Regions from separate parts of the Homo sapiens genome. Here region 1 is linked to region 2. Evidence: read pairs that join two places in POLR2A ChIA-PET (ENCODE). Cell type or tissue: Caco-2. All regions are shown on one strand.

What was found. ChIA-PET counts read pairs that join two places held together with the same protein. Peaks named below come from ENCODE experiments on the same cell type or tissue, not always from the same donor. Only the 100,000 strongest peaks of a DNase experiment are listed, where the experiment ranks them.
Region 1: POLR2A ChIA-PET joins it to region 2 with 10 read pairs; 2 of 35 experiments call an interaction of 5 or more read pairs at or near these places.

What each region holds. Positions count from the first base shown.
Region 1 is chr7:74,576,373-74,584,372 of GRCh38, reverse strand. All of the region lies in intron 22 of GTF2IRD1 (GTF2I repeat domain containing 1), which reads right to left. Among named protein-coding and RNA genes, the nearest start is that of MIR10525, 16 kb to the left of the region's middle. RefSeq lists a silencer at 2,599-2,893 and an enhancer at 2,856-3,357. In Caco-2, no CTCF peak of the experiment used is centred here; DNase peaks (open chromatin) are centred at 3,902 and 4,122; H3K4me3 peaks cover 644 bases.
Region 2 is chr7:74,231,259-74,239,258 of GRCh38, reverse strand. RFC2 (replication factor C subunit 2) reads left to right here. Exons shown (of 11, transcript NM_181471.3): 8 at 271-336; 9 at 1,817-1,897; 10 at 3,614-3,727; 11 at 7,043-7,757. The coding sequence ends at 7,153. Among named protein-coding and RNA genes, the nearest start is that of RFC2, 19 kb to the left of the region's middle. In Caco-2, no CTCF peak of the experiment used is centred here; no DNase peak of the experiment used is centred here.

The DNA.
Region 1 (8,000 bases), 350 kb before region 2:
ACCGGGTTCGAGTGATTCTCGTGCCTCAGCCTCCAGAGTAGCTGGGATTACAGGTACCCGCCACCACACCTGGCTAATTTTTTGTATTTTTAGTAGAGATGGGGTTTTGTTATGCTGCCCAGGCCAGTCTCGAACTCCTGACCTCAGGTGATCCACCTGGCTTGGCCTCCCAAAGTGCTGTGAGCCACCGTACCCAGGCCCTCTTTCCCCTTTAAATACCAAAGTCCTCAAAACTCTGGAAAAAAGCACAGGCCACAGACCCTATTGCAGCTTGAGTCTCTTTTTCCTGGCTGTGTCCTCCCCCATGGCAAAATAAATCTTTAAATTGATTGAGACCTGTTTCAGGCACTTTTGGTTTACATGGCCCACGGGGGTCTATAGCAGGGATCCTGACCCAGCTGGGAGTCAGGGAGGACTTCCCAGAGGAGGTGACCACCACACGGGGCCCAAAGCTCCAAGGATGTGGGCTCATCTGCACGCTGGGGCTCATCACACGGACCTCCAAGGCAGTTGTGAGCGGTGAGTAAGACACAAGGAAACTTGTAGTATCCTGTGATTTCAGGTGCTCAACATGCTTTAGCCAATCAGGAAACTTCCCCTCTTCCTTCCAAGTCTTGCCTGGTCTGGGAAGAAGTGCAACCCTAAACCAGGCTGCAGCTAACCAGGAGTGACACTACGGGGCAGTCGATAGGATACTATGGCAATTCTATATGGGGCACAGGTCCCAGGCGGTGGACCAGAAGTGGTGGGAGTGTGCATGTCAGGAAAGTGGGGCCGGGCTGGCTGAGGGGGCTGGCAGTTTGGGGAGGCGTCCTGACCACCTCTGGAGTGTGGGAGGGGTGGAGTGGGGCTAAATGCCTTTGTCAATAACACCAAGAACTGGCCGGATGTAGTGGCTCACGCCTGTAATCCCAGCAATTTGGGAGACTGAGGCCACGAGTTTGCAACCAGCCTGGGCAACATGGCAAGACCCTGTCTCCACAAAAAAAAAAAAAAAAAAAGAAAAAAAAAGAAAAATTAGCTGGGCATGGTGGTGTGTGCCTGTAATCCCAGATACTTGGGAGGCTGAGGTGGGAGGATTGCTTGAGCCTGGAAGGTCAATGTTGCAGTAAGCCATGATTGCCCCACTGCACTCCAGCCTGGGTGACTGAGCTAGATCCTGTTTCAAACAAACAACCAAACAAAAATTAAAAAATAAAAAACAAGCTTGGCACATACTACGTGCAGACACTGTGCAAGGCCCACAATATACCTTGTCTGTGGGATTCTCTAGCTCAGTCAACATCAAGCTCAGGAAGAACACTGATTTTTCTCTGTAGCTGTTCTTGCATTTTCCTACCTCTTTCTTTTTATTTAATTTAGAGTAAAGAGAATTACGTGGTTTTTTTTTTTTGGTAGAGACAGGGTCTTGCTGTCATTCAGGCTGGAGTGCAGTAGCTGGGACTACAGGTGTGGGCTACCACACCCAGCTAATTTTTCCATCTTTTGTAGAGATGGGATCTTGCTATGTTGCCCAGGCTACATTTTTTTAAATCGTGAGTTTTTGAAGGAAATGGAGTAGGGGAGGCTCTGGTGGGAGCTGGATTGGACAAGCCCCTGCTTGAATGCCTGCATACAGTGGGGAAAAGGGGGATCCCCAGGGCCAGGTATGGGGAAAGTCCCTGGCTCATCAGACTGGAAGGCAATCTTGATTCTAATCCCTAATGCTGTGTGGTGTATGGAAAGTCACTCAACCTCTCTGAGCCTGTTTCCACATTCCTCAACTGGGACTCTGGGCCTGCTGGATCTAATCTCACATATCAAAAAGCACTACAGGCTGGGCACAGTGGCTCATGCCTGTCATCCCAGCACTTTGGAAGGCTGAAGTGGGAGGATTGCTTGAGGCCAGGAGTTCAAGACCAGTCTGGGCAACAGAGGGAAACCCTGTTTCTACCAAAAAAAAAGAAAAAATGCTGGGCATGGTGGTGCACACCTGTAGTCCCATCCCAGATCTTCTGGGAACTGTGAGTGCACCAGAGGCAGCTCCTTGGGCACATAAGTGACTCACTGTCTGGGAGGGAACCTGAACCACAGGTGAAGACCAACTCCCCTGTCCCCTGCCGTGTCTGGGGACCTGACACTGGGTTTGTGTCTGTGCTCTAGCCGTGCCCTGCAGGGGAAAGGGCAACGTCTCGATCTGAACAGATATTCCTGTTGGGCTCTGAGGTGTGCAGGCTGGCACCAGTCTTGCCCGACAGGAATCGTGGCCCCCGCTGCAACCGAGACAGCTCGCCCACGCACCCTGGTTAGCCCTGAGGGAGAATGCTAAGATCCTTGCTAACCCAGATGGCCCAGCCAAGCTTTATTTATTTATTTATTTTTTTGAGTTGAGATGGTCTGGCTCTGTTGCCCAGGCTGGAGCGCAGTGGAGCAATCTCAGCTCACTGTAACCTCCGCCTCCTGAGCTGAAGCCATCCTCCATCCTCAGCCTCCTGAGTAGCTGGTGCTACAGGTGTGTGCCACTATGTCTGTCTAATTTTTGTGTTATTTGTAGAGACAAGGTCTCACTATGTTGCCCAGGCTGGTCTTCAACTCCTAAGCTCAAGCAATCCACCCACCTTGGCCTTCCAAAGTGCTGAGATACAGGCGTGAGCCATCGTGCCCAGACCAGCTGAGCATCTCGGAGAGCTGCAGGTGGGGTCATGAGTCCTCTTTCCCAACAGAGCCAGGCTCCTGCCACCACCACCAGGTCGCCACCAGGGAGTTCCCCAAGGACTGCTGTGGGCAGTGGTGGCCTCGGCCTCAGGTGGGGCAGGGCAGCTCCAGCATGCCCGGTCACCTTTGAGTCTAATCTGCTCACGGGAAAAACACGGATCAGAGAATCGCCTCAGAGAGCTGCTGAGGACACTGCAGGGGCAGGAGCAATACCGGGCCCTTCAAGGCCAGGGTCACAAGCCCAGTGGTCTACCCAAGACTGATTGCCTGGGTTCAAATCCCAGCTCTGCAATCAGCTCGCGACCCTGGGCAAGTCCCTGAACCACTCGATGTCCTCATCTGTAAAGCAGCAATGGGCCGGGCATGCGGTGGCTCATGCCTTTCATCCCAACACTTTGAGAGGCCAATGTGGGTGGATCAGCTGAGGTCAGGAGTTCAAGACCAGCCTGGCCAACATGGTGAAACCTCATCTCTACTACTAATAAAAAAAAATTAGCCGGGCATAGTGGCGGGTGCCTGTAATCCCAGCTACTTGGGAGGCTGAGGCAGGAGAATCACTTGAACCCGGGAGGCGGAGGTTGCAGTGAGCCGAGATGGCGCCACTGCACTCCAGCCTGGGCAACAAGAGCAAAACTCCGTCTCCCCCCAACCCCCCCCAGAAAAGGGGGTTTAGTTTACCGTCCGGAACACCAAGTCAGCAAACCTATTCTCGGGAGGACCTGCCTGAGCTCCCCTGAACCCAGGCTGGCTGTAAAGACACCCACAGTTGCAAACATTTCAGAGTGTTCTCTGTTTGGAAATGTCATAGTTAGGACTCAGTGTGTGTAGGGTTTCACCTTCATGTTTCTGCCCCCAGTGCTGTGCAGAAAGTCCTGCTGAAAGAACCCATCCCCGCAGCAGCGACCTCCTGCCCACTGCCCCTGGACAGTGACACCTTTGGTGGACAGGCCTTCCCTTGACATTTTTCCTGCCCCCCTCCTGCTCATTCTGTTCTTCGGTCTCCTCTCTCTCTTTAACGCTGGCTGGGCAACTCTCATCTTATCTTTACCAGTCTGCTGTCTGTTAGCCCAAGGAGTAACTGAAATTTGCCAAGGGGGAAAAAAAAAAGACAACCAAGCTCACTGAATCACAGCCATGCTATGTACACAATTTTAAACCAACTGGCTCGGGTGGTGCCTGGGCTGGCTCCACGGCTCTCTCTCGGGGCAAAGTGCAAGAGCCCTGGCCAGCCCTGACTCTCCCCGCCTAGTTAGAGGACTTCAGCTCAGACTGACGACCTCACGTTGGTAATTACGACCATTCACAGCAGGGAGACGCAGCCAGCGAAGGGCAAGGGCGGTTTAGAGGGGAGAGACTGCGATCTGTAGCAGAAGCGTGGGATAATGGTCCTTCTCTCCCCTCCTGAACCACTTCACAGAGCCCCAACTCCCTGCCAGGCCCGGGCAGAGTTCACGGCTGCAGCGATTGCACCACTGCATTCCAGCCTGGGTGACAGAGTGAGACCCGGTCTCGAAAAAATAAAAAAGCTACATTCAGGTTCAGCTTTTAACCCCTTGTAGGGCCTGCGCACAGGTTTAGCAGGAATTCCATCAGCTCCATTTCATGGATGAGATAACTGAGGCCTGGAGAGAGGAGGGCCAAGCTGCAGCGGGGCAGAGACCTGTGGACCTGTGCCCAGGCCAGTGCTCATGAGCCTGTGGTTCTTCTGCCATCCCAGACCTGCACCTGGACACTGCGTGCAGGAGGGACCCTTAAGGCTTGACCCATTTTGATCCCCCTTTTCCCCACTGTATGCAGGCATTCAAGCAGGGGCTTGTCCAATCCATCCCCTACCACAGCCTGCCCTATCCAATTTCCTTCAAAAACTCATGATTTAAAAAAAAATGTAGCCTGGGCAACATAGCAAGATCCCATCTCTATAAAAATGGAAAAATTAGCTGGGCATGGTGGCCCACACCTGTAGTCCCAGCTACTGGACTCTAGCCGGAATGACAGCAAGACACTGTCTCTACCAAAAACCCATTTTACAAAGGGAACTGTAGTTTTTTTTTTTTTTTTCTTAAGATGGAGTCTTGCTCTGTCGCTCAGGGTGGAGTGCGGTGGCGTGATCTGGGCTCACTGCAACCTCCGCCTCCCAGGTTCCAGCAATTCTCCTGCCTTAGCCTCCTAAGTAGCTGAGACTACCGGCACGAGCCACCACGCTTGGCTAATTTTTGTATTTTTAGTAGAGACGGGGTTTCATCATGTTGGTCAGGCTGGTCTTGAACTCCTGACCTCAGGTGATCCGCCTGCCTCGGTCTCCCAAAGTGCTGGGATTACGGGCATGAGCCACTGCGCCTGGCCTTCTTCCTCTTCCTTTTCAAAAAAAATTTTTTTTTAGAGATGTAGTCTCATTTTGTCACCCATGCAGTAGTGCGATCCTAGCTCACTGCAGCCTTGACCTCATCCTCCTGCCGCAGTCTCCTGAGTACATGGGCCTACAGGTGCATACCACCACGTCTGGCTAATTTTAACATTTTTGTAGAGACAGGATCTTGCTATGTTGCCCAGGTTGATCTCAAACTCCTGGCTTCAAGCAATTCTTCCGCCTCAGCCTCCCAAAGTGTTGGGATTACAGGGGCGAGTCACCAGGCTGGGCCTTAAACTTTTTAACGGATCTATGCTTCTCCTCCTCTGCTTTTTTTTTTTTTTTGAGACAGGATCTCGCTCTGTTGCCCAGGCTGGAGTGCAGTGGCATGATCTCAGCTCACTGCAACCTCTGCCTCCTGGGCTGAAGCGATCCTCCCGCCTCAGCCTCTTGAATAGCAAGCATGCCACCATGCCTGGCTAATTTTTTTGTATTTTTAGTAGAGATGGGGTCTTGCCATGTTGCCCAGGCTGGTCTCAAACTCCTGAGCTCAAGGGATCCTCCCGTCGTGGCCTGCCACAGTGCTGGGTTTACAGACATGAGCCATCGTGCCCGGCTATAAGTGTTAATTGCATTCTTAGTAACAGCAAAACAATGGAAGCAGCCCAATCCCCAAGGAGGGGAGAGAGAGGAATTGCATCATGGTAAAATTCCACTCAATGGAAGATTATAGAGCCATGAGAACTAAGAAGCTACAGCTACACACTTCAGCATTATGTCAACCAAAGCTAAGTGGAAAACAGCAAGTCCCAGACTCTATTCAATAACACGCCTTTGTCATAAAAGTAAAATTATAGGCTGGGCGCGGTGGCTCATGCCTGTAATCCCAGCATTTTGGGAGGCTGAGGCGGGTGGATCGTGAGGTCAGGAGATGGAGACCATCCTGGCTAACACAGTGAAACCCCGTCTCTACAAAAAATTAGCTGGGCGTGGTGGCGGGCACCTATAGTCCCAGCTACTCGGAAGGCTGAGTGAGGCAGGAGAATCACTTGAACCTGGGAGGTGGAGGTTGCAGTGAGCCAAGATCACACTACTTCACTCCAGCCTGGGCGACAGTGCGAGACTCCGTCTCAAAAAAAAGAAAGTAAAATTATAAGCAAAATGAAATAATTTTTGTTTAGGCAAACATTACATGCAATAAAATAATTTTTAAAAAATTAACCCGTGAGCCTGGCGTGGTGGCTCACACCTATAATCTCAGCACTTTGGGAGGCCGAGACAGGAGGATCACTTGAGGGCAGGAGTTGGAGACCAGCCTTGGGTAACATAGAGAGACTCTGTCTACAAAAAATTTAAAAGTAGCTGGTACAGTGGCACCCAGCTATAGTCCCAGCTACTTGGGAGGCTGATGCGGGAGGATTGTTTGAGCCCAGGAGTTGGAGGTTACAGTGAGCTATGTGATAGTGTCACTGCACTCCAGCCTATCTCTACAAAAGTAAAAAATAAAATATGAGCTGGGCATGGTAGCACGTGTGCTTGTAGTCCTAGCCACTCGAGGGGCTGAGGTGGTAAGGATGGTTTGAGCCTAGAAGGTCCAGGCTGCAGTAAGCTATGACTGTGCCACTGCACTCCTGCCTGGGCAAGAGGGAGACTGTCTTTAAAAAAAAAAAAAATTAAAAAAGAAATCAACCAGTGAAAAATGATTATATCATGGAGGAGAACAGGCATAGAAGACAGTTTTGGAAATTTGAATAAAGACCATGTATTAGATGACAGGGAATTATTAAGTTGTATAAGTACGATGATGCTATTGTGAGTATGTAAGATAACAGTGTTTTCTTAGGAGATGTGCATTGAAACATTTAGGCACGAAGAGTCAAGATGTTTGCACCTTACTTCAAATAGAGAAAAAGAAAGAGAAATTATGTGTGTGCGCGTGTGTGTGAGAGAGAAAGCAGGGAAAATTGGCAATATGCTAAGAATTACTGAACCCAGCTGGGCGCGGTGGCTCACGCCTGTAATCCCACCACTTTGGGAGGCTGAGGCGGGTGGATCGCTTGAGGCCAGGAGTTCAAGACTAGTCTGGCCAACATGGCGAAATCCCGTCTCTACTAAAAATACAAAAAATTAGCTGGGATAGGTGGTGCACGCTTGTAGTCACAGCTACTCAGGAGGCTGAGGCAGGAGAATTGCTTGAACTCAGGAGGCAGAGCTTGCAGTGAGCCGAGATTGCGCCACTGCACTCCAGCCTGGGCGACAGAGCAAGACTCCATCTCAAAACAAACAAACAAATAAAAAAAATGCCCAACCCATCACGGGCACTTGGTAACTCAGAGAATCTGAGCTCTTCTGTGCCAGGCACTGCTCTTTGATCTTTGCATGGATTCATTCATTTAATCCTTAAAACAGGGGGCCGTGCTCAGTGGCTCACACCTGTAATCCCAGCACTTTGGAAGGCCAAAGTGGGCAGATCACTTGAGGTCAGGAGTTTGAGACCAGCCTGGGCAACATGGTGAAACCCTGTCTCTACTACAAATACAAAAATTAGCCGGGCATGTTGGCATATGCCTGTAATCCCAGCTACTCAGGAAGCTGAGGCAGGAGAATTGCTTGAACCTGGAAGGCGGAGGTTGCAGTGAGCTGAGATCGCGCCACTGCACTCCAGCCTGAAGACTCTGTCTCAAAAAAAAAAAAAAAAAAAAAAAAAAAAAAAAGACAAGGAAATAGATTTTCCCCTAGAGCCTCCAGAAGGATCAGCCCTGCTGACATCTTTTTTTTTTTTTTTTCTTGTAGCCCAGGCTGGAGTGCAATGGCACGATCTCAGCTCACTGCAAACTCCGCCTCCTGGGTTCAAGGGATTCTCTTGCCTCAGCCTCCCGAGTAGCTGGGATTACAAGTGCGCACCACCACACCTGGCTAATTTTTGTATTTTTAGTAGAGATGGGGTTTTACCACGTTG
Region 2 (8,000 bases):
GATTGCAGTGACTCGAGATTGTGCCACTACACTCCATGCTGGGTGACAGAGTGAGACTCTGTCTCAAAAAAAAAAAAAAAAAAAAAAAGTCACCCTTGGCCCGGTGCGGTGGCTCATGCCTGTAATCCCAGCACTTGGGAGGCGGAGGTGGGAGAATCGCTTAAGCCCAGGAGTTCGAGACCAGCCTGGGCAACATAGCGAGACTCCTGTCTCTACTCAAAAAGAAATAAATATAAAAATCATCCTTGACATGTGTTTGCTCCTGAACAGGCGCTGAACAACCTGCAGTCCACCTTCTCAGGATTTGGCTTCATTAACAGTGAGAACGTGTTCAAGGTACAAGCGCTAGTGTGGGTGGTACTGTCAGCAGAAGCCGTGCTTCCCTGTGGGGGCCAGTGGGGCTGAAGGGCTGGGCTGGCAGTGGGGACGGACATCTAGCTGCTCTTGTGGGTGCCAGGGAGCCCACCCTGCTCCCGTCTGTCCTCTCCCTATTGCTGCTTTGCTGCACAAGCTGGAGAGTTTCGGGGGACCTGGAACGTCACTTGTGTGTGGTAGGTGAGGGAGGACCACGGATGCATCAGACCCAGGGTCGAGCAATTTCTGACGTGTCTTATTTGATCCCAGCGACTTCCCTGCACAGAGGTTCTCACCATCACATTGTGGGTGATGACGTGGGCCCAGGGGATCCCCTGGCCCCTAAAGGGCAGGCAGGAGCACTGTGCTGTTCCCCAGTAGCCTTCAGACCCCACACCCTGGGTTTTTTCTGCAATGCTGTGCCCTGCTCCCCACTTCTGCCCCTGGAGGGTGGGTAGTAACCCTCAAAGCCAGGCTGAGGAAAAGGTTTCTCACTTACTCTCCCATGTCAGCAAAACATTTTTCTCTTGGGAATTCTTTTGAAAACTGCTTCCGCATCCTGATAACTCCGCGTCTAAATGCCATTTGAGAGATTCACTTCCCCCTTATTTGGGGGAAGAAACTGGGAAGGGCTGTCCAAGCTTTCAGCCTATAGCTGTTTCTTACCAGGTTTGTGGACAACAGACAAGCGATTTTTGAAGCATCTGGGTAGATCTGGGCAGTGAATGCATTTTCGAGGCCACTTAGGAAGGGGAGGCCCGCTCAGAAACAGGGGTGATGGTTCGGGCCCTGTTTTGTCTTGGAGGGTCACTGAGGGCTCAGGAAACCATGGCTTCCACCGGGAAAAGGCAAGGGCAGGTGTGGGTGACCTCTGGAGCCATCAGGAGGCTTTCATTGGGAAGATGTAGGGGTCGACATTGTACCAGAGGCAGAGCCTCATGCCACTGCGGAGAATGCTGCAGGGAGGACGGAGTCCCCAGCACCATGCACCTGCCTGCTGGAGTAGCCTGACCCCTTGTTTAGGGTGTCAGGCTGAGGCTGGGGGACCTTTTGTAGGGAAGGCCAGTTCCTACTCCGGGGTGGAGGTGGGAATTGGCCCAAAAGACCTCCCAGTTCTAAAGTGAATTCCAAGTGGTTCTGGGCAACTGACCCCCCAAGTGATCTAAGACAGATGACTTGTGACTTTAAAGCTGTCCCCAAGTGAGCATCCTTCACAGGCCCTTGGTTGCTCTCTTGTTCATCTGTCTTATGTTTGGGAAATTTATCTTCCTGGTGCCGGAAGCACTTCTCTTTGATGGTGAGAGGAGCATTCCCCAAACTCATCCTGGTTGCTGGAGAATTTGATGAAAACAACAGGTTGAGAAGTTTTACCCATAGATTGCCTGGAAGTCGGTCTGTTGGGGCCTCCCCGCTCACATTGTCCCTTCTAGCCCCTGACCGCCTTTCCTTTCCCTTTGGCCAGGTCTGTGACGAGCCCCACCCACTGCTGGTAAAGGAGATGATCCAGCACTGTGTGAATGCCAACATTGACGAAGCCTACAAGGTTGGCCTCCTTCCCCCCGTCCTGGCAGAGGAACCGCTCACTTCTTGGGCAGAGGAGAGCGGGAGCCCTTCTGGTACCAGGGACATTATACACATCACTCCATTCATTCTTGAAATCTTACTTGGGAGACTGAGGCAGGAGGATTTGTTGAGCCTTGGAGGTCAAGGCTGCAGTGAGCTGTGATTGCGCCACTGTACCCCAGCCTGGGTGATGGTGAGACCCTGTCTCAGGAAAAAAAAAAAATTATTAATATCATGCTATGTGTTAATCTGTCTAGGAACTGGAAAAAAAAAATTATGCTAGGAGTTGGGTGCACTTTACTGATGAGAAAACTGATTCAGAGGCTGAATTCCTTGTCCTAAATCACTGTGTTTGTTTATTTATTTATTTATTTATTTATGTAGAAACAGGGTCTTACTCTGTTGCCCAGGCCGGAATGCACTGGCGCGGTCACAGCTCACTGTAGCCTCTACCTCTCAGGCTCAGGCGATCCTCCCACCTCAGCCTCCCAAGTAGCTGGGACTACAGGCACATGTCACTATGCCCAGCCCTAAGTCATGGTTTAAAAGCAGTAGAACTAGAATTCAAAATGGTGTTTTTCTCCTGTAATTATATCCTCTGCAGGAGAAATTTGTCAGCCAAAGTCAGGAGGAAAGACCAGCCTAGCTCCTTCTCCAGGGAAGCCATCTTCTCTCCAGTTAAGGGGAAGTGTCCCCATCCATTCTCATAGGCACAGGCATTCTGGGATCCAGCAGCCCCCAGCTAGCCAGGAGAGGAGGGAGCAGGAAGATTCTAGCCTCACAATGGGACTGAGTGCTGTGAGCAGATTCCAGCAGATGTGGCTGGGGTTCAGGCGACCTCAAGCCACATGGGTGTGGTGTGGTTGGTGTGGTTCAAGGTCATTGATCCAGTCATGGTTTCCCTCTGCCTACCCCCTAACAAACTAGGTTGGAAGTTGACTGGGTTTAGGGCATAGTTCCACCCAATGTGAAACCGGAGTGCAAGGCGGGGAGACTGAGCAGAGACCCAGGCCCAGGGTCCCTGAGTAGACCTGAAGAAAGCCTTCAGATTTGTGGGCACAGAGCTTCTCTGCCTCCTGAATTCACCCCAAGATGCCAAAACAAAGGCAAAAAGGCCTGCCTCCAGACGCTGCAGCCTGGGTGGGGCAGGGTGGGTGGGAAGCAGGAGGCTGGGATTACCCAGTCAGGGTGTGCTCCAGGCTCGTCCTGCAGAGGTTGCATTGGGACTGCAGCTGGATGAAGCTAGCAGATGAATGGTCTGCTTTTTCCACTTTGCTATACCTAGTCATCAGATTAATAAAGCATTTTAAGAGCTCCGGATCAAGAGATTACATGGGTGTGGTAGTAGACCATTTTGCAACACAGCTTAACACATTTGCGATAGGCTGGGCTCAGTGGCTCATGCCTGTAATCCCAGCACTTTTGGAGGTCGAGGCAGGAGGATTGCTTGAGGCCGGGAACTTGGGACCAGCCTGGGCAATATAGCAAGACTCTTATCTTTATATTACTGAAAAAAAAATATTTAAGCAAAACAACAATACATTTGCAATGTTATCTCTCTATCTGCCATGAAAATCAGTTAAGGTACCCCCATGTGACCTGAAGGGTGGGCCCCACCAGCTGTGGTGAGTCTCAAAATCACATGTCTTCTTACAGTTTAAAGTGGTAAGCAGCCTTTTCTGTCTCCTTTGTCTAGATTCTTGCTCACTTGTGGCATCTGGGCTACTCACCAGAAGATATCATTGGCAACATCTTTCGAGTGTGTAAAACTTTCCAAATGGCAGAATACCTGAAACTGGAGTTTATCAAGGTCGGTGAGAATGTAGAAATGCCTCTGTCCTCAAGAATGTGGCCCATAGTGGCCGGGTGCTGTGGGCCACACCTGTAATCCCAGCACTTTGGGAGGCCGAGGTGGGCAGATCACCTGAGGTCAGGAGTTCGAGACCAGCCTGGCCAACGTAGTGAAAGCCTCTGTCTACTAAAAATACAAAAATTAGCTGGGCATGGCTGGGCGTGGTGGCTCATGCCTGTAATCCCAGCACTTTGGGAGGCCGAGGTGGGCGGATCACCTGAGGTCAGGAGTTTGAGACCAGCCTGGCCAACATGGCAAAGCCCCATCTCTACTAAAAATACAAAACTTAGCTGGGTGTGGTGGCAAGCGCCTATAATCCCAGCTACTTGGGAGGCTGAGGGAGGAGGATCGCTTGAACCTGGGAGGTGGAGGTTGCAGTGAGCCAAGATCGCACCACTGCACTCCAGCCTGGGCAGCAGAGCGAGACTGTCTCAAAACAAAAAAAAAAGACTGTGGGCCCTGGCTTCGCTTTCTCTGCTCACAGGCCTGGCATCTAGAAGGTGCTCAGTGTTTCCCAACTGCAGTGGGAGGGAGGCTGTGTCTTAGTTCCTTTGAGTTACTATAAAGGAATACCAGAGACTGGGTAATGTAGAAAGAAAAGAGGTTGATTTGGCTCACAGTTCTGCAGGCTGTACATGTAGCATGATGCCAGCATCTGCTTCTAGGGAGGGGTTCAGGCTGCTTCTGCTCATGTTGGAAGGGGAAGTGGGAGCCTGTGCATGCAGAGACCACCTGTTGAGAACGGAGGGAGGTGCCAGGCTCATTTGAACAGCCAGCTCTCCAGGGACCTAATTGATCCAGAACTCACTCACTACCTTGGGGTGGGCACCAAGCCATTCACGTGGGATCTTCCTCATGACCCAAACATCCCCACATTGGGGACCAAATTCCAAATGAGATTGGAAGGGGACAGACGTCCAAACTAGATCAACGTGGCTGATTGTCCTGAGGACCAAGTTTGTTTCACACAGTTCTGATTTTCTTCATTCAAGGCTCTCTTGTGTATTGACTGATTGATTGATTTTTCAAGGTTAGATTAATTGAGGTTTAATTTACATAGAGTAAAATTCAGCCTGTTAGGTACAGGACAAACGCACTCAGTCATGCAAACACTATCACCATCAGGATGCAGAATCTGTCATCCCAGAACAACTCATGTGTCCCTTTGAAGCCAGCCCCCTCCCCGACTACCACTTGGAAACTACCGATGTAGTTTCTGTTTCATGGGATACAGTTTTCCAGAATATCATATAAATGGGATCATGTAGAACTTAGCCTTGTGAGTTTGGCTTCTTTCTTTCACTGTAGCAGAAATGCCTTTCAGATGTGTCCACGCTGGTACTTCTATCCATGAGTCAGTCCGTGTTATCACTGAGAAGTAATCCATCCTGTGCGTGTACCACAGTTTGCTTATCTGTCCATCAGCTGGAGGACATTTGGGTTTACAGATTGTGGTGACTGTGAATAAAGCCAGTGTAAACATTTGCATATATGGATTAGTGTGAATGCAAATGTTAAGTTTTTCTTTTTCCCAAGTAAGTTCCCAGGGGTGAAATTGCCTGGGAAAATGATAAGTGTATGTTTTACTCGATAAGGAACTGCCAAACGGTTTTCCGAAGTGGCTGCAGCACGTGCATTCCCACCAGCATTCCGGAGGATCCTCAACCTAGCCACCACATGGAGTGCTCAGTTTGGTTTTTAAGCCATTCTAATAGGTGTGTAATGACCGGATGCAGTGGCTTACACCTGTAATCCCAGCTACTCGGGCGGCTGAGGGAGGAGGATCGCTTGAACCCAGGAGGTGGAGGTTGCAGTGAGCTGAGATCACACCCCTGCACTACAGCTTGGGCGACAAGAGTGAGACTCCATCTTAAAAAAAAAAAAAAAAAAAAAACCAATAACAACAACAACAAAATAACCTAATAGGCATGTGATGAGATCTCATTGTGCCTTTAATTTGCATTTCCCTAATTACTATGCTGAACATTTAATCATGTGCTCGTTTGCCATCCAGAATCTTCTTTGATGAAACATCTGTTCATATATACCCATTTTTTAAAATTTTTACATTTTTTATTTTAATTGTACTGTATTTTTTGTTTAGAGATCATGTTAAGACCGGCCAATTTTTATATTTTTGGTGGAGACGGGGTGTCCCCGTGTTGCCAAGGCTGGTCTTGAACTCCCGGGCTCAAGTGATCCTCCCGCCTCGGCCTCCCAAAGTGCTAGAATTACAGGTGTGAGCCACTGCGCCTGGCCTACCTTTTTTATGTTTTTGAGAGACAGGGTCTTGCTCTGTCACCCAGGCTGGAGTGCAGTGGTGCGATCATAGTTCACTGCAGCCTCAACCTTCCATGCTCAAGCAATCCTCCCACCTCAGGCTCCCGAGTAGCTGGGACTGCAGGCATGTGCCACTACACTTGGGTCATTTTTATTTTCTTTTTTTCGTAGAGTTTGGGTGTTGCTATGTTGCCCAGGCCCAACTCTGGGCAAGTGATCCTCCTGCCTCAGCCTCCCAGAATGCTGGGATTACAGGTGTGAGCTACTGCTCCAGGTCTAAATCTACCCATTTTTTAATTGGGTTGTTTGATTTTTATTACTGAATTTATTTACTTATTTATTTTTGAGATGGAGTCTTGCTCTGTTGCCCAGGCTGGAGTGCAGTGGCACTATCTCAGCTCACTGCAACCTTCGCCTCCCAGGTTTAAGTGATTCTCCTGCCTCAGCCTCCCGAGTAGCTGGGATTACAGGCGTGCGCCACCATACCTGGCTAATTTTTGTATTTTTAGTAGAGATGGGGTTTTACCATGTTGGTCAGGCTGATCTCGAACTCCTGGGCTCGTGATCCACCTGCCTTGACCTCCCAAAGTACTGGGATTACAGGCATGAGCCACCACGCCTGGACTTTATTACTGAATTTTTGAGAATTCTTTATACAGTCTGGATGCAAGTTCTTTATCAGATATATAAATATTTTCCTCTAGCCTGGCTTTCCGTGCCACCACCCCGCCCCCCCTCGCCCCACCCATTTTCTTAACAGTTTCTTTGAAAGAACTATCAGCATCCTTTTAAGAAATAAATAGAACTTTAGGTAAACATAATCCATTGCATCTTAGCATTCATTTTCCGGCTGGGGTTGGAATTCCTCATGCTGATTTTGAAAAAACCATTAGTTCAGTTTGTTTCTGTTTTTATTTTTATTTTTTTCAGTTCAGATTTTAAAAAAGAACTCCCCCACTTATTAACCAGATTTGAATTTGGTTTGTTTTTCAGGAAATTGGATACACTCACATGAAAATAGCGGAAGGAGTGAACTCTCTTTTGCAGATGGCAGGCCTCCTGGCAAGGCTGTGTCAGAAGACAATGGCCCCGGTGGCCAGTTAGAGCAGAGACTTCACTGACTGACTTACAGGTGCCCTATTCTGAGGTACAGGAGCCGCGGCTTTCTGATGGGGGAAAATGCCGCCTTAGGCTGGAGCCAACATGACTGTCCTTTAAACTCCAGTGGCTGGCCAGGCACGGTAGCTCACGCCTGTAATCCCAACACTTTGGGAGGCCGAGGCAGGTGGATCACCTGAGGTCAGAAGTTCAAGACCAGCCTGGCCAACATGGGGAAACCCTGTCTTTACTAAAAATATAAAAATTAGCTGGGTGTGGTGGCGGGCACCTGTAATCCCAGCTACTCGGGAGGCTGTGGCAGGAGAATCGCTTGAACCCAGGAGGTGGAGGTTGCAGTGAGCCAAGATCACACCATTGCACTCCAGCCTGGGCGACAGAGTCTCCATCTGGGGAAAAAAATTAAATAAATAAACTCCCGTGACTTGCATGTTTGCTTCTGGGACGTCTGTGCCCCGCAAGTGTTTGAGTTTGGCCTCCACCCCATTGATGCGGTGACGGGGCGGAAAGGCGCAGAGAAGCTGAGGGCGGTCTCTGATCTGTGTGTGGGTTGACATTTTAGCTAATAAAGCCTTGCAGTGTTTGTTGGCAATAAGGTGACCATGTGAAGCCTCGAGAAAAACCAGCTTCCTGTCTCTACGGGCCTTGGCAGCCTACAAGTAGAAAAGGCGATTAGATAGTAGACCCACAAGCTCATCTCGGTTCTTCTAGAAGCCTGAAGGCGCCACTTCCCCAGGGCGAGGGCAGGGTTTGCTGTCTTTCCTATTTAGACTGATTTCTCAGAATGGCCAGGTGGCGAGCCTTTCAGAGAGGGCGGCAGAGTGGAGAGATGCAG